2 separate regions of the Homo sapiens genome follow, and region 2 is linked to region 1. Evidence: chromatin loops called from intact Hi-C (ENCODE). Cell type or tissue: mammary epithelial cell. All regions are shown on one strand. Links, peaks and the distances in the headings refer to the core of each region. The heading gives the core; the rest is flanking DNA. Region 1 overlaps DNAH14 (dynein axonemal heavy chain 14). Region 2 has its middle 68 kb from the start of WDR26.

Region 1 (8,000 bases), core at 1-8,000:
GTCTACTGTGGTAACTCATGAAGTTCCTCATTTAGAAGATCAACGTTCCAAGTTACTGGAGAGTATTTCCCTTGATGCCATAACTCTTGAAGAACTAGAGGAAAAAACATTAAATTTACTGCAGAAAGCACTAGGTAAGTCAAGATATTTAGTGATAGTAAGAGATCTTTGCAAAGGATAGAATAAAAAGTTATAAGAACCAAATTTTGAATTTGAGCCAAAAATACCAAATCTCCATTTCCACCAGGTAACTGATAAAGGTAGGTGAATCACCCCATTTCTAAACTTAAATATTGTGAATTTTGGTGTCCCTCAGTTCCACTTTTGCTTCAGCTCATTGTGTTGTAGAACATTTGCCACCCTGTAACTGGTATAAGTTCTAAGACAAATCTTACGGAATCTAGTTAGTTCCCTCCAAGGCTCTATGCCTGTACTTCAGGTACAGACATCTGTTATATGTCTCAAGTTAGATTACAGAGACTCAATGATTGGGTTTTCCCCAAGTATTAATAATGAAAAGATATTTTATTTTATTTTTCTTTATTTTTTATTTTTTTTAGACAGTCTTACTCCATCACCCAGTCTGGAGTGCAGTGGCGCAATCTCGGCTCACTGCAACCTCCGCCTCCTGGATTCCAGCAATTCTCCAGCCTCAACTTCCTGAGTACCTGGGATTACCAGCGCATGCCACCACACCCGACTTAATAACTAAAAGATATTTTTAAAGAAAATAATCCAGTGACTTTTATGTATCCCATTAAAACATGCTGTTGGCCGGGCACGGTGGCTCACGCCTGTAATCCCAACACTTTGGGAGGCCGAAGCAGGTGGATCACCCGAGGTCAGGAGTTCGAGACCAGCCTGACCAACATGGAGAAACCCCATCTCTACTAAAAATACACCAGCCTGACCAACATGGAGAAACCCCGTCTCTACTAAAAATACAAAATTAGCCAGACTTGGTGGCGCATGCCTGTAATCCCAGCTACTTGGGAGGTTGAGACAGGAGAATTGCTTGAACCCAGGAGATGGAGGTTGCGGTGAGTCAAGATGGTGCCATTGCACTCCAGCTTGGGTTAGAAGAGCAAAACTCCTTCAAACAAACAAACAAAAAAAGCTTTTAATTAAAGTAGCAGTAGAAATTATTTTCTTCTTCAGCACAAAAAATATCTAAGAAACCACAATCTTTACTGCATCTAAACTTAAAGAAACATAAATTCCTGAGTCACACTGATGTATGCCCCTAAGTCAACTGTGATAAAATACAGTTTATCTAACAATGGACTGCCTTTCTATTTTAACTTGTGACTCACTGGAACTTGAAGGTTTCTCAAACACTTTAGTCCTCAAGAGTATGTATAGAAATCATCTGTAGAGTTTATTACCTTTCTTTCTTTTTAAAAAATACAAATGCCCAGTGGGTACCGCCACAGACTTACTGAATCTGAACTTCCGCACATCGGGCCCTGGCTTATATTTATTTTCGAAGCTCTCTACACAATTATAATGTCCACTTCTGATTACATATTATTTGTCTAATCTAAAGCCCATGGTCTGAAAGGCAAGTCCATTTGTTACCAGATACTGTAGTAAAACAAATTAAAAGCTAGTTTTTTTAAAAAGGCAAAATTTTACCAATAGTAATAATAAGAATATAATTTTTGAAAGGGGAGGAAACCAAGTTTGATAGGGCATGAAGCACCCATATCCTGGGAGCAATATTGACCATTTCAAACATAAAAGAACCCAGGGAATTAAAAACAAAACAAATAAAAACTACTTGCTGATGAGGTCTCACTGAATGAGCAATCAAAATCAGAAAGTGGAAGGAAACCTGAGTACAGTCACCTCACAGTTCATGCAGAGAAGTCAATCCATCCTGTTTAAAATTAAATATATATTTTTATTTTTTAAAGTAAAGGTTGAATTCTTTAATTGCTTTCATCATCTTTTCTTATAACCTTAGAAGAATGTTTTAGAAACTAATATATATTATATTCAAGAAATGTTTATCTGAGATTCATCAATTCCATTGATTCTTTTTCTTAATGCCAGTAAAGGTAAATTTACTAGTCACTTAAAACACAGTATTTATAGTAAGATCCATTTCTCATAAACACACACACACACACACACACACACACACACACACATTCTATTTATCAATCTATTCACTTACCCTTCTATCTGCACATATGTATAGAGAGAGATACTTTGGATGATGTTACCTATGTGTTAACACTGGAACTTTTGGGGCGGGGATGCCATGGGTCCCACCCCCACCCCTCACAGCCTGGGTCCACACTTGCCCTCTTGCCCCTCCTCTTGGCCGGCGCTCACAGGTGCTACTAGGTGGTAGCCCATTCCTTATCATCCAGAGCTGGAACCACATTCACCACGCTGCCTTGGACTTCCCGGAAGCAAGACAGATCTGCCTGTCTTGTATCAGTGCAATGTCTTGTATCAGTGCAGTGATGAATTTAAGCCGTTCCCACATTGTAGTTACAAACTTTTCCCCACCGGAAGGATGTAGGTCCCCACTGTTAGACATTTACCTTAATGTTGATATTTCTTCCCTAACAAATTGCTGCAAGTAACAGCACTTTGCTGAGACCTGTGGCCAAAACAAGAATAACTGTGATGGGGAGTTCCAGTATTGCCTCTTTAAGGTCTGCTAAGATGTGCAGAAAACACTGACTTGTTCAGCATGTTCTTAACCTTTGACAAAGAACTTACGTTTTTATGGCATACAACTGCCTTAGTTTGGGGAAATGATTAAGACCTTACGAGACTTTACATTTTGTTTAAAGCCTCAAACAAACAAAAACTTAAGTAGGGAAAGTAGTGGGGAGGGCATGCCTTTCCTCCTAGGATCCTCCTGAGTGTTGTTGCCTTAACGTGCCATTGTCTTGACCCAATTCCAAAAAGAGATATGTGTTAAATGGAGAATTTTTAAGAGAAATAAAGTCTGTAACTCAATTTTTGCAACCATGTTTACAAAAAAAAGAGCTTAATTATATTTTATATTAGAAATACAGGCAAATCCTCACTTAGAAGCATATTTTTTATTATGAAATTTTAAATACACATTTATGCCTAGAGGACCTGACTTTATTCCTTTTCAATGTTAATTATACCTAATAAACTGTTTCTTTATAACACATGAATAAATTGTGTTTCTAGTAATAAGGCTAATTACATGGACAAGGCTTCTGTATCTGTTTTTTTTGTAAGACTGGAGCCATCTGCTGGTAACTTCTTAGGGAGCAAAATATCTAAGTATTATATAATATACATAGAAGGTGACAATCAAGATTCAGAAGCACAGCCACTCCCATTTTATGAACCACTCTTATAACAAGTCATATTTTGCTATAACCTTCACCTGAATTGAACAAAAGATGGATTTGATGAGATAAGTGAAAAGGGGTTTAAGATAACACACATTAGGGCACTATATGCTTTTATTGTGCCTTTGCTGTTTATTCTCTACCATTTGTTCCTTGTAGTAGAGTCTGGGGTATTTTTTAAAGACTGTGATCTTTGAGTAATAGTGGTTTTAGTAAAAATTGTTCTTGAAAAAAACTAAATTAAGAGATGCCTTGATTATATACATAATTTTTCCTCCTCCTTTCTAGGATTTGGTAAAACTGGGCTTTTTTTTTTTTTTAACTTTTAAGTTCAAGGCTACAAGTGCAGGTTTGTTACATAGGTAAACTTGTGTCATGGGGGTTTGTTGTACAGATTATGTCATCACTCAGGTATTAAGCCCAGTACCCATTAGTTATTTTCCTGATTCTCTCCCTTCTCCTACTCACTACCCTCTAATCGGTTCCTGTATCTGTTGTTCCCCTCTATGTGTCCATGTGTTCTCATCATTTAGTTCCCACTTATAAATGAAAATATGCAGTGTTTAGTTTTGTGTTTCTGTGTTAGTTTGCTAAGGATAATGGCCTCCAGCTCAGTCCATGTCCCTGCAAAGGACATGATCTTGTTCTTTTTTATGACTGCATCGTATTCCATGGTGTGTATGTACCACATTTTCTTCATCCAGTCTATCATTGATGGGCATTTAGGTTGATTACATGCCTTAGCTATTGTGAATAGTGAAAACTAGCCATTCTTTTATTTATTTATTTATTTATTTATTTATTTATTTATTTATTGAGACAGTGTTTCACTCCATTGCCACACTAGAGTGCAGTGGCACAATCTCAGCTCACTGCAACCTCCACCTCCCAGGTTCAAGTGATTCTCCTGCCTCAGCCTCCCAAGTAGCTGGGACTACAGGTGTGCACCATCACACCCAGCTAATTTTTGTATTTTTAGTAAAGAAGGGTTTTCACCATGTTGGCCAGGATGGTCTCGATCTCTTGACCTCATGATCCGCCTGCCTGGGCCTCCCAAAGTGCTGAGATTACAGGTGTGAGCCACCACACCTGGCCAGAAACTAGCCATTCTTGTTGCCTCTTGTTTTCTCTTTGGTTGATTGCCCAAACTCGGTGGGAAATGGTGTGGTAGGGTGAGTACTGTGAGAGATGGTCCATGACTTAGGTCCAGACATTACTGCAAAAGCTTCACCTGCATCAGTAAGAATATGGTACACAGACTGTGGTATATACTAATTTCATTATTCCCAGCAATGGTCATATCAAGCTGAAATACTGTGTTTAGTTCTAGATGCCACATTTTTAAAAGGCTTGTTTCAAACTAAAATGTGTCCAAGGGCAAGAATCAAAGATAGTGAGGGCTCTAAAAATCATATCATAAGAAAAAAGCAGTTGAGGAAAATGGGAATGTTTAGCCCACAAAACAGAAGAGTTTATAATGGAAACCTGAGAGCTCCCTTAAATATTTGAAGGGAATAGATTTATTATCTATACTTTCTAGAGAAGTGCTTTTTCAAAAGGTGAGTTGCAATCTATTAGTGGGTTGAGAAATAAATGTCATTGGTCATGATCAGTTTCATATGTTTAATAAAATAGAATACAATACAAAATATCAGAATAAATCACGTAAAATAATGGCACACTTGTTATTTTTTGAAAATTGATTTTAATATTCTATGTGTATAGTGGGTCATACTGTAAATGTATTCCTTATCATGGAATGGTTGCTTATCATATGCCTGTAAAAAAAATAGGATCCACCAATACTAAAGTAATATAAAGAAGAGATGACGGAGTGGGAAGTGAGGTGTACGTACTATTAATCAAATTTATTAATCAAATTCTTATTAGAAATATTACCTAACTTCATTTAAGAGCCCGTCTCTGACATAAAGCCAATAAGAAGCCAACAGTACAAACCCTTACACAAAGAGTGCAGAGTGAGGAAATAGCCATTTACTGTTACAATAGTCTTTATTTAACTTCACTTTTTGTTTGTCTTTAGGATCCATATTAGATGATGACAAAATTGTAGATACCTTAAGAAAATCCAAAATGACATCAAACGAAATTTCAAAGCGCATCGAAGCAACAAAAAAAGCTGAAAGTGAAATCCAAGCAATACGTAAAAACTATCTCCCCATTGCGACCCGAGGCGCCCTGCTCTACTTCCTAGTAGCTGATCTCACACAAATCAACTACATGTACCAGTTCTCCCTAGACTGGTTTCATCAGGTTTTTGTTTCATCAGTAGTTTCCAAAAGCAAAGAACAAGAACATAGTTTTAAAAGGGAGAAAGTGTCTCCAAAAGAAGTTCATGAGTTTATAAGTATTTCAAAAGAACCCAACCTGGAAAATGAGAAAAATCTCTTAGATAAGCATATTAAAAGTGCAATAGACATGTTGACAAAAAGTATTTTTAAGGTGAGATATTCTTTAGTGTGAATTTTACATGCTTATTTAATCTCACTGGATTAATATGTTATATTTTCCCTATAGGTGGTTTCTTCAGCTCTATTTAATGAAGATAAACTTTGCTTCTCTTTTCGGCTTTGCACTGTAATCATGCAAAACAATGCTAATGGAAATCTAATACAGGATGACATTGGATTCCTACCAGAAGAAGAATGGAACATCTTTTTATATTCTGGCATATTGATAAATATTAAAAGTGCATTATCCCAGTCTAGACTTACTAGTAAGTAAAAGTTACTATTCCGGATTCAGTAAAAGTCCATTAAAAGTGTGTTTCCTTCCTCTAAGGTGCTCCAAGTCAATGCCTCTATAATTGATTAAAGTAAAAGTAGCTTGAGGTCAAGCACCTCCACTGTTACTCAATAATTTTTTAATGAATGAATGAATACATAAATGATAATTACTATGATTATTATAATCCTAACCTACAAAGCAGAATATCTAATGGTAGTCAACAGGAACACACCCAAACATAAACATTGATTGGATACCTTCAGGAGTTAAACCTTCCCCCACACCCCAATTAGAGTTGCCCTCACTTTCTTACGAAAACCTGGTTGAAAATTTGAAACACAAAAAGCATGTTTATCCAAAAAGGTTAGACACAATTATTTAATTATTGAATCTTCTAAATGTTTCTATGTTGTATTTTTAATATGTTTATTGTCTAAACTGTGGTCAAATACATATAACAGAATTTATCATCTCAATTTTTAAGTGACATTAAATACAGTCACGTTGTTATGCTGTGTTGTAAGTTTTAAGTCTGCAAGATGGCAGACTAGGATGCTATAGGCTCCCTTCCTTCACAGAGATACCAAGTTAACAACAATATACAGATCAGAATACCTCTGTGAGAACTCTAGAGATCAGTTGAGAAGCTACAGCATCCAGGCTATTGTAAAACCGAGAAGAGATTCCAGTGAAAGGGGTAGGAAATTTTGCATCATTTGACACATGCCTATTCATGCCTCCCCCTCTTTGTGGTATAATGTGGAACAACTGACAGGAAATCCCCCCATTACAGAGTTCCTCCCTCGGATAGAAACAAAAGAGTAGACAGTGCATCCAGTGTTCTGGCTTGTCTAGGGGCCTCCCAAGGGACTAGTTTTTGTCTTGCCTGACTCAGAATATTGATAAGACTGGCATCAGAGTTTGGAAGCCACTAAAATCCAGATGCAAGCAGCACATTAGACCTGCAGTTTCACAGGGAGAACTTAGGAGGAGCAAGGGATTAGAAAAGGTTAAAAAGGTCTTAGAACCTCCAACTAGGCTGATTGGTGAGGGTTTTCCCCTGCACGAAGCCAATACCAAAGACTGGGAAAAGTGGTCAATTTTTCAAATGCCAATCCTGGAAAAAAAGATACATAAGGCAAACAAAGACACAGGGGGAAATGGCCCAATCAGAGGAACAAAATGAAACTCCAGAAACGAGTCCCACAGAAATGCAGATCTATGGGCTGCCTGACAAGGAATTTTAAATAACTGTCATAAAGTTGCTCAATGAGCTAAAATAAATAAATAAATAACAGAGAACTAAATAAAGTCAGTTAAATGATGCATGAACAAAATGAGAATATCAGCAAAGACATAAAAACTATAAAAAAGAATGAAACAAATTCTGAAGCTGAAAAATGCAAAAACTGAACTGAAAAATTATTACAGGGGTTCAACAGCAGACTTAATCAGACAGAACAAAGAATCAGCAAACTTGAAGACAGGTCATTTGAAATTATCGAGTCAGAAGAGCAAAGAAAATAAAAAATTAAAAAGCAAAGAGATCCTAAGAGACTTATAGGATGCTGTTAAGTTGACCAATATATGCAATATGGCACTCCCAGAAGAAGAAAAAAAGAGAGAAAAGGGTAGAGAAATTCTTTGAAGAAACAATCGCTAAATACTTCCCAAATCTAAGGAAAGAAAAAAACATACAGGTTCAAGAGTTCAAAGAACTCCACTAGGATAAATCCAAAAAGAAACACACCAAGACACATTATAATCAAACTGTCTAAAGTCAAAGACAATGACAGAATCTTGAAAGCAGCAAGAGAAAAGTTATTTGTACATACAAGGGAGCTTCTGTATGATTACCAGTGATTTCTCAGGAAAAACTTTGCAAACTAGAGGGAGTGAGAT
Region 2 (12,901 bases), core at 1,882-9,881, 840 kb before region 1:
GCATGCCCAGGAAGGTGCTGCTGCTTCACAGACAGGTAGCGACTTATACTTAAGAAATTGTTTACAGTGAACAGGATGGGTCCCTTCCCTCAAAGAGCACTCCATGCAGTTGTGGAAACAGACTCAGTGTGACGGGTACAATACTACAGGTGGCATAGGATATCATGGTGGGAATACTGCAAATCCTTATTGAAAACAGGCATATTATAAATACCTTGTAATGAATGCAATACCATAGCTGATACTCATTTCTTTTAGACTTACCTATGTTTTCAGATATATAAAAACTCTAGGAATTCCCAAGGTAATTGAAAACATATGTCCACACAAAAACTTGTACAATAATGTTCATAGCAGCGTTATTCACAATAGCTGAAAGGGGGAAGCAACTCAAGTGTTCTTTGATGGATGAATGGATAAACAAAATGTGGTATATCCATACAATGGAATATTATGCAGCCATAAAAAGGAATGAAGTACTATTATATGCTACAACATGGATGACTCTTGAAAACATGCAGTGAAAGAAGCCAGTCACAAAAAAACTACATTTTATGATTCCATTAATATGAAATGTTCAAATAGGCAAATCTATAGAGACAGAAAGTAGAGGAGTGGTTGTCAGGGAGAGAGGCATAGGGAGGAATTGGGAGTGACTGCTAATAGGTACAAGATTTCTTCCTGGGGTGATGAAAATGTTCTAGAATTAGCTAGTGGTGATGTTTGCACAACATAGTGAATATACTAAAAACCACTGAACTGTATACTTTAACAAATGATAGATTTTATGTTTACTTTAAAAAATGATAGATTTTATGTTATGTGAATGATATGTTGATTTTTAAAGTCTAGGAATTAATCAATTATACTGTGATGGAATATGATATTTTAAGTCAGAAATTTACTTGTGGCATCATCTTCACTGTTCATCTGTAGAATCAGGAGAAGTGATGTTTCCTAGGTTGCTGTGAAGATTAGATAAGATAATGCATATGACAGACTTAGCTGCAAGAATATGGGTTGGGAACCCTTTGTTGTTATAGATGCATTTCTAAAGCAACTTTTTTTATGTGTTGCTGTTTGTTGGAGCCCTCCAGGAGGATCTTGGCACTGAGAGAAATCCCTAAACTAGAGTCATGGCTGAAGAGTGCTGAACACTTCCTGCACTGCTGGCTGTATGGTGGTCAGATGCTCCTGACTATGACCCTGCAGTGAAGCCCGGATCTGGGCAAAACTGAGAAGTAGTTGACACTTGCATCTCTTTCCTGACTGTCTTTTCTGGCCTGGTAGTCTTTTGGGTTATAATTCAGCATCTCTTCCATCTGCATGTCTCAAGTGATTAGTATTTTCCAAAGTGAGCTCATCACATTAATCATATTAGGGTATGAGCAGCCCTTTTAAGCTGTATTTGTATCTTACAGGAAGACCAGAAAAGCTCAGAAGGAGGAAGAATCTTCAGGCACTGTGCAAAGGGAGGGCAGGGAGAGGGGGAAGTTATTCTGCAGCAGCAGTGCCTTCCTGGGCATCCTGAAACCACCCTGATTCAGGGCCCATCTGGCCTCCTCATCTCAAGGCCAGTCTTGCTTGGCCTGTGCTCACTGCTGCCACTGCAATGCCATCTGGAAGAGAAAATCAGGACAATGGCTTCAGTTTCTTGCTCTCTTAGGATTAGGCTAACATGGAGGCCCCAGCAGCCCCAGCAAAAGCAGCAGTGATGGTGGTGGCGGTAGGGGTGTCATTAGCAACACTAATGAATCACTGCTGGGCCCGGTTCTCTTCTCTGACTCAGCTTGAAACTTCTTTCAGTTAACAGGAAGCCAGTAACCAGTAAAGTCAAAAGCTTATATGCAACTCTCTGGATTGGAAACCACTGGGGTGTTTTTTAAGCTTCTATTTCTAAAATAAGAAGGGAAACCAATGGACAGAAGCTTCCCTGTCTTCTTTGATGCAGATAAACTATGTTGGTAGAGGGTGATTGTGAGCTGGGGCCCTTGTTTCTTATGAAACTAAAAAATTCTACATGAGTTTACAAAAACAGGAAGCTGGCAGTGAAAGCTATTGGAATTATGTAAATGAAACAGTCAGTTTGGAATGCAGGTGGGAGTGTGCCTGTGGGAAAGAATGGAGAATGCATCAGAACACGGGCAGCCAGGTTACCATGCGCTGCTTCAGCACAGGGGAAGATGCGGGGGGCAAGGAACCTTCACTGCCCTGGCGTCATCAGCCCAGTGCTGCAACAGTGCAGCAGAAAGGGCAGCGGGGAAAGGCGACAGGAAGAGGAATCAAGACACTTACATTGCTCTAGGAGAGATTCGCATTTTTTTGTGGATCTGAGGATGGGAGCTCTGGGAGCTCTGGAGCCTCTTCCTGTCCGCAGGCACTGCAAAGCTTTAGCACACCAGTAGCTCCCCAGAGGGCTGGGAACCCATGCCAGGACTGGCACCCGCTCCGGGAAGGGGTGCTGGGAGTGCCATGATTTAGATCAGTGATTCACAAACTTTTGGTAGTGAAGACACTCCGTTAAAGCTTATTGTTTTGGGGTTGTATCCTACTCCCCGCCTTTTAAAAATGTTAGTTAAAAATTTAAATTAAAATGGACTTTGTTTTAAAATTAAAAATTTCCTGTTGTTTGAAGCTTCTATGACAACTGGGTAGCCTTCTGAGGTATTGTAATACAGTATTAGGATTTGGACTCTCTGCTGTATACACTAAGCTCTTAAGGGTGAAGGGCAGGCCATTGGTTCTGATAAGAAGAGAGGTTGCCATAGGTATCTCTGCTTTCTTACTCTTCCCCACTCCAGGCCATGTGGACATCTGGAGATATTTGATAAAATGTCCTTTACCAGCCGAGACTCATGACTAATCAATCGTTGTTTTTGTTGGTTTGCTTCTAATCCCTCTCCCTTCCAGTCTATCTTTCATCCTGCCATCAATTTCCTAAAACAGATTTGATGTGCCACCTCCCTCCTCAACAGTTTTCAATGGGATTTCCTACTGCCTGCATAAAGTCTAATGCCTTAGAATGGGGCAAGGAAAGCCTTTCATGATTTAACCCTCTAATACCTTTCTAGTTTCAATTTTTTATAACTCTCTATTTCGGGTCATTTTTTGAACATCAAGAAACTGAAAAGCATAGCTCAACTGCCTTATACAATACACGCCGTTATTTGCTTCTGGGACAAAAGAAGTCTAGAGTCAGCTGACTGGGCACTGTGGCTCACACCTGTAATCCCAGCACTTTGGGAGGCTGAGGCAGGAGGATCGCTTGAGGCCAGGAGTTCAAGACCAGCCTGGGCAACATAGCGACATCCTATCTCTACCAAAAAAAAAAAAAGAAAAAAGAAAAGAAAAAGAAATCTAGTGTCAGAGTGGGGCTTTGGGTAAGGCTCAACAATTCCCCAAGGATCTAATTCCTTTCTTTCTTTTTTCTTTTTTCTTTTTGAGACAGGATCTTACTGTGTCTCCTAGGCTGAAGTGTAGTGGCACAATCATGGCTCACTGTAGCCTTGACCTCCTGGGCTCAAGTGATCCTCCCACCTCAGCCTCCTTAGTAGCTGGGACTACAGGCCTGCACCATCAAGCCTGACTAATTAAAACAATTTTTTTTTTTTATAGAGATAGTGTCTCCTTATGTTGCTCAGACTGGTCTCTTGAACTCCTGGTCTCAAGTCATCCTCCCACCTCAGCCTCCCAAAGTGCTGTGATTACAAACTGAGCCACTGTGCCTGGCCACAATTTCTTCCTAATTCTCATGGTCCCAAAATGGTTGCCAGCAGCCTTCATCTCATGTCTCTAAAGAAAGAATGACTTGGCTGGTGCAACAGTTCATGCCTGTAATCCCAGCACTTTGGGAGGCCGAGGCAGGCAGATAGCTTGAACTCAGGAGTTGGAAACCAGCCTGGCCAACATGACGAAACTCTATCTCTACCAAAAATACAAAAACTTAGTCAGGCTTGGTGGCATGCATCTGTGGTCCCAGCTGCTTGGGAGGCTGAGGAGGGAGGATGGCTTGAACTCAGGGGGCGGAGGTTGCAGTGAGGCGAGATTGTGCCACTGCACTCCAACCTGCTGGGCGACAGAGTGAGACAAAAAAGCAAAGAAAAAAAAAAAAGAATGACTTTTCCCCAGCATTCATGACTGATCTTTAATCTGAGTAGACTTGTTTCTGACGTACATCTGCCCCTGCACCAACCCCAGTCGCCAGTGGGCTGGGATGTGCTGAGTGGCTACCTGCTGCACGATTTCCCTTGACCTCAAGACTCCCCACAATGCAGTGGATGCCTAAGTGGACAATGAGGCTGCTAGGATGGAAGAAGGGGGGCTGGAACCCGAGGAAGCAGCCGGCATCTGTGCATTCCACACACCCTGCACCATCACATCTCCATGCCTCCCCTTCTGCCACTTCCTGGAACCTACCATCTGCTTCCACTGATCAGAGCCCTGCTTATGCTTCAAAGCCTTGCTCGTGGGCCACCTCTGCTGCTGTGCCTCTTCTGTTCTGGAAACAGTAATCTTTTTTTTCATCTCTCTACTCTCTAAAGCATATCATGTTTCTATCTCATGTGCATTTACTAATTCTGCTTTGTTTTATGTCCACTTGTTTGTATATTTGACTCCTATATTGAACAGAAAGACACTTGAGGTAGGCGGAGTCATACTTTGTTCATTGTAGGGGTTTAAGAGTGTTGAATAAATGGTCATGGGCAATAATACTATCATTATTGAGAGCTTACTGGGTGAAAGGCACTTTGTAAAGAATTCTTCTCATAATTTTATTTAATCTCATTTAATCTTGACAACAGCACCATGAGGCAGATACTATTATTATTGTATCCAGTTTACAGATGAGGGTCCTGGAGCTTAGAGTGATATAAGCGAATTGCCCAAGGTCACATGCTCAGCAGACAGCAGCATAGGCTTGAACCTATATATATATATATATATATTTTTTTTTTTTAACCCCAGAGTTCATGTTCTTAATCATGATAATGTTTTATACAGAATTTTTTTTTTTTTTGGAGATGGAATCTCGCTCTGTCGCCCAGGCTGGAGTGCAGTGGCGCGATCTCGGCTCACTACAACCTCCGTCTCCCAGGTTCAAGCGATTTTCCTGTCTCAGCCTCTGGAGTAGCTGGGATTACAGGTGCGTGCCACCACGCCCAGCTAATTTTTTGTATTTTAGTAGAGACGGGGTTTTACTGTGTTGCCCAGGCTGGTCTCAAACTCCTGAGCTCAGGCAATCCACCTGCCTCGGCCTCCCAAAGTGCTAGGATTACAGGCGTGAGCCACTGCTTTATACAGAAATTTGTTTGTGACCAGCTACTTTCCTGGAAGAGGGGTCCCTGTTGGAGATGATTCTGTGGTGAGGAGGCTGGAGGAAGGTAGGGTGGAGGGGCAGAGGACCTGGAGGCTTCATGAGCAACTGGAGGGAGGTGCTGAAGAATGTGGGGAGGGCAGGTGAGCAGAGGATCCTCTGGGCCTTGTTCAGAATGGTTTGCCCAGAGGGGTCTTCCCTGAGGATACCACTTGTGGGCAGAACCCAGGAGTGCTGCAGATACGGCTCCCGGAGAGTGAAGCCCTGGTTTTCTTGGGGTCCTCAGAAACAGAGGGAATCAAGTCACTTTACTGGCCCAAGGGAATGGAAATTAGGGGCCGAAACAAACATCTACTGGGATAAAATAAGTGGTGTGAGTGAGATTGCAGCCAGAAATGATCTCTGTGAACGTAGCTGGTCAGCAGAAGTATCTCGTGATAGAGACTCCATGTGGACAGCATGGAGGAAAGAGGAGAAGGGCAGCCTTTGGAGCCGAAAGCCCAGCTCTCCTGAAAGGCACAGCCATGGAGCAAGAGCCGAAAGCCTTTTATTTGGAGGCTGGCCTATTTCTTTATCGCTAAACCCACTTTGCCTGTTTCCAGAGCCTCCTGGCTTGCATGAGCAGAACGAACAGCCTTCCTCCTGGTCTAGGCACTCTTGCACCAGTGTAACCTGCAGCGTGGGGAGGTGGATTGCCATTCCACCTCTAGAGTTAGGGAGGGCGGGGCCCGTGCCAGGGGAATGGAGTCCAGTAATTACTGAGCAACCCCCCTGCTTACATTCCCTGCCGAGTTCTACATAAACAATCAGCTGAAAAGACTGTCCCCTTTTCATAGTTTTCACCGCTGGGTGTTTTCAGAAGCAATTTAAACACTGGCAAACATAAAGGGAAGCTTTTATCCCTTCTCTAACCACTGAAAGGAAGCCGTGGATTTAAACACCATATGAATGGTGGGGAACAGAGCCCAGAGACATAAAAGGTGGAGGGAAGGGTGAGATGTTGAAAGCCTGTGAGTTGACAGGGGGTAGAACACAGGCTAAGGTGATGGGATCGGAGCTTTGGAGGGTGAGGGAGGAGGAGGAGGGAAGAAACAGCTGGGTGCCAACCCCAGAAGGGCAGAAGGAAGGCAAACAGCTCTCCCGGGGAGGGAGGGAGGGAGGGAGGTGGGGGCAGGGGCGGAGGAAACCTGGGAGACTTCTGCACGGATGAAGTCACCACCTTTTTGGGAGGAGGATGAGAAAGAAGATGGCCTTTAGTTTGTATTCAAATCCAATACACTATTTAGAACACAATGTACTAAATGTCATATACAATTTAATTGTGTGTAATTAAAATTCCTATCAGCTAGGGAGAGCCTGAGGCACGGGTGCTGCACTTGCTGAAAGCCAGGACCGCAGAGTGTTCCACATCTCCTTCCCTTGTCGGTCTTTTGGCCCTAATTCCTCTCTGTCTTTTCCTCCCTTGCTTCTGTCTTTGTTCCTCTTGTCTCTGTCACCCTCCCCCCTCTTATTTCCTTCTTCCTCCTGTTTTGACCCCACAGGCAGCCTGGACTCTCACTCTGAAACAGCCAGGTGGCTCCCCTGCAGGAGGAGGGCTGTCGCTGCTGTCTGCAACCCCACCGGGCCTCCCAGAGCCGAGGTGACAGCCTGGGCCTCGGGGAAGCCCGTGTCTCATGGGCGGTTGTCCAGCTGCTCAGGCCTGCACAGGGGCGGGTCCCCTCCTAATCTTATCCTCACACAACCCTGGCAACCGCACAGGGCTGCCTGGTGTTTAGCAAGGGGAGGTGGAGTGTGGTCCTCCCCCAGGAGAGGCAGCAGGCGACTTCCCTATTGAAAACACAGCTGTGGCAAGGGAGATAGACAGGAAACCCGACCCAGCCCTCTGGCAGGGATTGCCGTGGGAGTGCCAACTACTGTGGAATAACAGGCCCAGCCCTGCAGGCTCGGGCACGCTGTGCTGTAGGCCACAGCAACCACAGGCTCTGAGGCCTCTGGCCGCTCCAGGAGGGAGGGGTGCCGGGACAGAGACGCCCTCAGGCCTGGGAAGGCAAACTTGGAGGTGGGGTGGAGGGGACTTGAGGACTGGGTGATAAAACCTGGTTTAGTTATTAGTGGAGTTAAATTATTCATTTCCTTGCTCCCTTTAAGTCTCAGTTTCTTCATCTGAAAAATGGATACAGTACTTGCCCTACTTACTTAAACAGGCTGTTTTGAGGACTGTATGGATGATGCCTTCCCGAGTTAGACCTAGGTTCAAACCTGAAACCCTACTGTTGCCACATGTTAGCTGACCTTGGTCTCTGTTTTCTCACCTGGGAGGGACAAGACTACAACCTACTTCCTAGCACCCTGTTAAGGCTGGAATGAGCTAGTGTAGTGCCTGGTTTATTATAAATTTCTCAGTAAATGTTACCCATTGTCATCATCAAATGGGACAGTTTTGTGCAAGCATTTTGTAAACTATGGTGTGTTCTTTAAAAATGTAGGACATTATTCTTATGCAGACTGGCTGAAATTCTGGGCTCCAAGCGACATTTGGTAAAGGGATTCCTCTTCCAATTTCCTCTCCCCCTAAGAAAGTTCCCCTTTCCTCCTGCGGTCTTCTGGAGGCTTCAGCAGGAGACTGCTCCCATGACCCCCTCCCCTCCCCTCTCCTCCCCTCCTGTACCCACCTGCCTTCCATGTTTCCTCTAGAGCCCAGCTGAATTCCTCCAAGGAGTCATGTGTCACTAGTCCAACCCCACCTTAATCTTTTTCTGGGTTCTCCTGTGACTTAGTTGTAACTGGTCTTTGCATGCCGCTGCTTATAGATTCACACTGCTTGAGTTCAAAGCCCACATCTTAACTCTGTGACCTTGGGGTAAGTAATTTAACCTTGCTAGGCCTCAGTTTTCTTATCTGGGAAATGGGACATTGCAATAGCTATCTCATCAGGCTGTTTAGAGGATCAGATGAGACCCTGTTCCTGAGGTGGTCAGCATGATGCCTGACACATTGTAAGTGCTCAATGGAGGGCAAGTATGGCTTTTATGCCACTGAGTGTTTAATATGAACGTTTTTATTCCCTGACTTGAGTGTAAGCTCTTTATTATTTTCCCTTTCCCTCCCTCCCTCCCTCCCTCCCTCCCTCCCTCCCTCCCTTCCTTCCTTCCTTCCTTCCTTCCTTCCTTTCTTGTGAGAGACAGGTCAAGTGTAAGCTTTTAAAGAGTGGATTATGAGCCTAGGCAACATGGCCAAACTCTGTCTCTACAAAAAATACAAAAATTAGCCAGGTATGGTAGTGCGCGCCTGTAGTCCAGGAGGCTGAGGTGGGAGGATTGTTTGAGCCCGGGAAGTCAAGGCTTCAGTGAGCTGTGTTCATGCCACTGCACTGTAGCCGGGGTGACAAAGCAAGACCTTGTCTCAAAAAGGAAAAAAAAAAAAAAAAGTCTTTTTTGCCATATCATGAATTGTGGTATACACGTAGTGGGTACTCAGGTACCTTGAATACACTTTCCCCTTCATTTTGGTTAGGTTGTCTGTAAATCTGCAGAGTGACGTTACTTCACAATGATGACATATTACTTTTCTTTATTTTCACAGGGGAGAGAACTAATATTTTAGTAAACACTTATTTTTGCATCATGCTGAAAACTTTTACATATTATCTCCTTTAACTTTCACAGGAAAATCAAACCCCTAGGGTAGGTGTAATTATCCCCATTTTACCCACAAGAAAACTAGGGCTCAAAAAGATTGAGTAACTTGACTAGGATTACGTAGCTGCCAGAGCTGGAATTCAGACTCAGGTCTGTTTGACTCTAAGATCTTGTTTCATTTTATTTAGATTGTTTGTGCCTTTCAGTAACACTGTCTTTGTAGAGCAGATTCTAAACTTTAATTTTATTTACTGTTTATACCAACAGCATATGAACCATTGGCGTTCAATAAAATTGGTAAACTGCCAATTGATTACCAAAAAAATCTGGAGGTGCAAAGTCCTTTGAACAAGCCAAAGCTTTAACCGAAAATAGTACATTGATCCCTGTGACCTATTGCACTAAAAGTTTGGTTATTTCTCTTGAAATGATTGGCTTAAAGGCTTCATCTTGTTTGCCACTTTGGAAGTATACTCCCTCCCCTGCTCCCAGTTGGAAAGATTGCTCCCAAGACCCAAGCCTTTTTATTTTAAGGAATCTTGGTTTATACAATACTGAACAATTACGATCTTTCGAGAATGAATCTTTTGAAAATAGTGAATCTCTGAGGAATGAAATTCCTTTGTAACAAAGGCAGCTGAGTATTAAATAAACCAAAAAATCAGCAGTGAAGTGCTGTTGGTGTGTCACCAGGCCTGGGGCCACATTCCCATTCCTTACACTCATATGCACGCACACGCGCGCGCGCGCGCGCGCACACACACACACACACGGTCACTCCTCTTTGTCCCAGAACCGTGGGATGTAAAAGACTTCAGGCACAGTGATGAAGCTAGCACATTCCGTTTTTACTGTCTTCCCTCCTTCCTCCTTCAGCCTTGGCTTCTGCTCTGCCAGGCCCCAGGGCCCTGCTCGATGCCACCCTCCTGGCCCCAGTGCAGAGGATCTGCTGGCAGTCCCCGCTGCTCAGTGGAGTTTTAGTCTGCATGTTACTCTGTAGGGCGTGTGCAAGGAGGGGAGGATGAGTGAGAGCTGAGATTGCATCGTCCCTGTTCTAAGGGCTTCCCTGAAGTTAAACCTGATACAGCCCTTTTAGGGTAACAATGTGAGATCAGAAGGGCAGCCAACAAGCCACGTGTCTAGCAGCCACCCTTGGGAAATGGAGTTGCTTGCTTTTCCATTAGACCCTTCTCCATACTAGAACTTCACATATGTTAAGCAATTAGACCATGCCCAGAACTGGACTAGAGAGAAAGTGATCACATTTTAATTATCAACAAGCTCAGTATCTACACGTTGATGAGAAGTATTCATACTCATAAAAGAAGGAAGCACCAATTCTTTTTTTTTTTGAGACAGGGTCTCTGTCTCCCAGGCTGGAGTGTAGCAGTGTGATCACAGCTCACTGCAGCCTCAACTTCTTGGGGCTCAGGTGATCCTCCTACCTCAGCCTTCTGAGTAGCTGGGACCACAGGTGTGAGCCACCACACCTGGCTAATTTTTGTATTTTTTTGTAGAGACGGGGTTTCACCGTGTTGCCCAGGCTGGTCTCAAATTCCTGGGCTTGAGTGACCTGCTGGCCTCAGCTTCTCACAGTGCTGGGATTACAGGCATGAGCCACCATGCCCAGCCACCAGTTCTTATAAACGTATCAACATGTATGTATCCCTCCAGATCCAACAAACCAAATAGAGAATTGTAGCAACCCAGAAAAGAGCGGTGCACGAGGCCAGGTGTTGTTAAGACACAGACTTGGAGCCAGACAGATCGGGTTCAAATCTTGACTCTGTCACTTAATAGCAATGTGACCCTGGGCAAGTGTCCTCTCTGTGCCTCAGTTTTCTCATTTGTAAATGAGGATAATAATAGTGCCTATGTTCTGGGGTTTGTTCTGAGAATTACATTAAATGGGTTAATATTTTTAAGGTGATTAAAATAGTGCCTAGCACATCATAAATTCTATTTAATGTTTGCCAAATATATATGTGTATGCGATCTTTCTCTGGTGTATATGTATCCCCATGATGTTAGATGCTGCAGCCTGAGGGCCCATAGTTAAATCAAAATGCTTTTGAATATAACACAGTCTAAGCCCCAAAACTCACCTTCATCTCTGCTCTGTTATCAAGGGTGTCTGCAAGCAAGGGGTACCTGGTGTCTTGTCCTGTAGTTGGATTCTTGCTGAACTGCAGAAACCCCATAGACTTACCAGTGCGGGAGGCCAATTTATCTTTATACCTCAAGAGTTCAGGCTTCTTATTAAACTATGTATGTTCACATTTAGAGATATTTACTATGTGCAATGCACTGTGGTGATATGAAGATGAATAAGACTTAGTCCCTGCTCAGGAATGGTGTTTGTATTCCATATACAGGTTTGATACCTGAGGGCAAGGGGTTAAGCATTTCTGCATACGCTAGACAACTCCTCATTGTTTTATAGGCTTTTCTCTCTGAAAGCAAAGTCCATTTCCCTGAATATCAGGAGAGGGCCATCTGCCATGCCAGAGTAGTGAATGAGAGGTATTTCCATTTGAGACTGCTATTTTCTGGTATATGTATGTTTTGTGAGAATCTACTCCTGAAATGTATTTGGCAATAGATAAATTTATAAAATAGAAGCTAGGTGGCTTGAGATAAAACATGTCCTTCTCTTCTTTTCCCCACAAAGTTTTCCTTTCTCTCCAATCCTTCAGATATGTTTTTTTCTAGACAATGATCATTAAAGCCAGATGTGGGCCTTTTCAAACTCACAACATGGCACAGGCTCAGATCTGGGAGAGTTGTAAATTCTTCTGGCATTTGAAGGGGCAGGCTTTCCCAGTAAAGACAGAAATATTCGGACTAGCACAGTTGGATTTTATACTGTATTTGTCTGTGTCTTAATTGGAATTCCTAAGATGTGATTTTTAACTTAATGGTCAATGACTTAGGTTGCAGTCTGTAGAATGGGGCCATGGACCATTAGTTATACCCTGTGCAGGAACTCTTTATGATAAAATATTGCTGTAACTTTCTGTTAATCTTACTTCCAGTTCCTTCCTGCTTTATTCCATAAAACATCTTGCCCAGTTTAGTTTCCTAAGCATAGCTCTGATAAAATTACTCTCCTCATGAAACTTCAATGATATCCCATTACTTAGAGTATCAAATATATCTTTAATTCAACATTCTTCAAAATATAGTACAACTCTAACTTCCAGCTTCTCCCACTAATCATATATGGTTTGTCATAATCATATGGATATAAATGTATGTATATATGTATTCCTGTATTCTAGCCAATGAGACTTTGTTTATTAAACACGTGATATATGTGAGGTACAGTATTAGACCCTGGGGGGTTCAAAGATAACTACGATTTTTATTCTAAAGTAGTTTAGGGTTTAGTAGTAGAACTAGGCATTTGAGTAAAAGCTAGAGGTAAAATGTGTTATTAGATACTAAAAGAGAGAAGTTGCCTGTATCGTCTACTCCTGGGCAAACCTCATGGTAAAAAAAAAGCCCTGGCTGGGCATGGTGGCTCACGCTTGTAATCCCAACACTTTGGGAGGCCAAGGTGGGTGGATCACTCGAGGTCAGGAGTTCAAGACCAGCCTGGCCAACATGGTGAAACCCCATCTATACTAAAAATACAAAAATTAGCCTGGTGTGGTGGTACACATCTGTAATCCCAGCTACTCGGGAGGCTGAGACGCAAGAATTGCTTGAACCTGGGAGGTGGAGGTTTGCAGTGAGCTGAGATCATGCCAGTGCACTCCAGCCTGGGTGAGAGAGTGAAACCCTGAAGATAGAAAGACGAAAGGAAAGAAGAAGGGAAAGAAGAAAGGAAAGAAGAAAGGAAAGCCTGGGTGGTGGTTTGTTTACTGGCTGTGAGTCTTCCTCTCAGCTTCTCCTGTCTGTTCTGGCTCCATGCTTTCCTCCAGCTCACACATAATCTACCCTCACC

The links. A loop is a pair of places that touch in the nucleus more often than their neighbours do. Peaks named below come from ENCODE experiments on the same cell type or tissue, not always from the same donor. Only the 100,000 strongest peaks of a DNase experiment are listed, where the experiment ranks them.
Region 2: a loop joins it to region 1, with 4 times the contacts of the local background. A loop is called at or near these places in 5 of 110 quality-filtered maps.

What each region holds. Positions count from the first base shown.
Region 1 is chr1:225,340,568-225,348,567 of GRCh38, forward strand. It overlaps DNAH14 (dynein axonemal heavy chain 14), which reads left to right. Exons shown (of 86, transcript NM_001367479.1): 69 at 1-134; 70 at 5,395-5,813; 71 at 5,889-6,087. Among named protein-coding and RNA genes, the nearest start is that of LBR, 83 kb to the right of the region's middle. In mammary epithelial cell, for the core only: a CTCF peak has its summit at 3,239 (motif pointing left); no DNase peak of the experiment used is centred there; H3K27me3 peaks cover 120 bases.
Region 2 is chr1:224,496,581-224,509,481 of GRCh38, forward strand. It overlaps a transcript of CNIH3 not described here. Among named protein-coding and RNA genes, the nearest start is that of WDR26, 68 kb to the left of the region's middle. RefSeq lists enhancers at 1,225-1,754, 1,480-1,679, 1,755-2,286, 3,662-4,162, 4,163-4,663 and 1 more. In mammary epithelial cell, for the core only: a CTCF peak has its summit at 6,882; DNase peaks (open chromatin) are centred at 2,121 and 7,201; H3K4me3 peaks cover 453 bases; H3K27ac peaks cover 3,439 bases.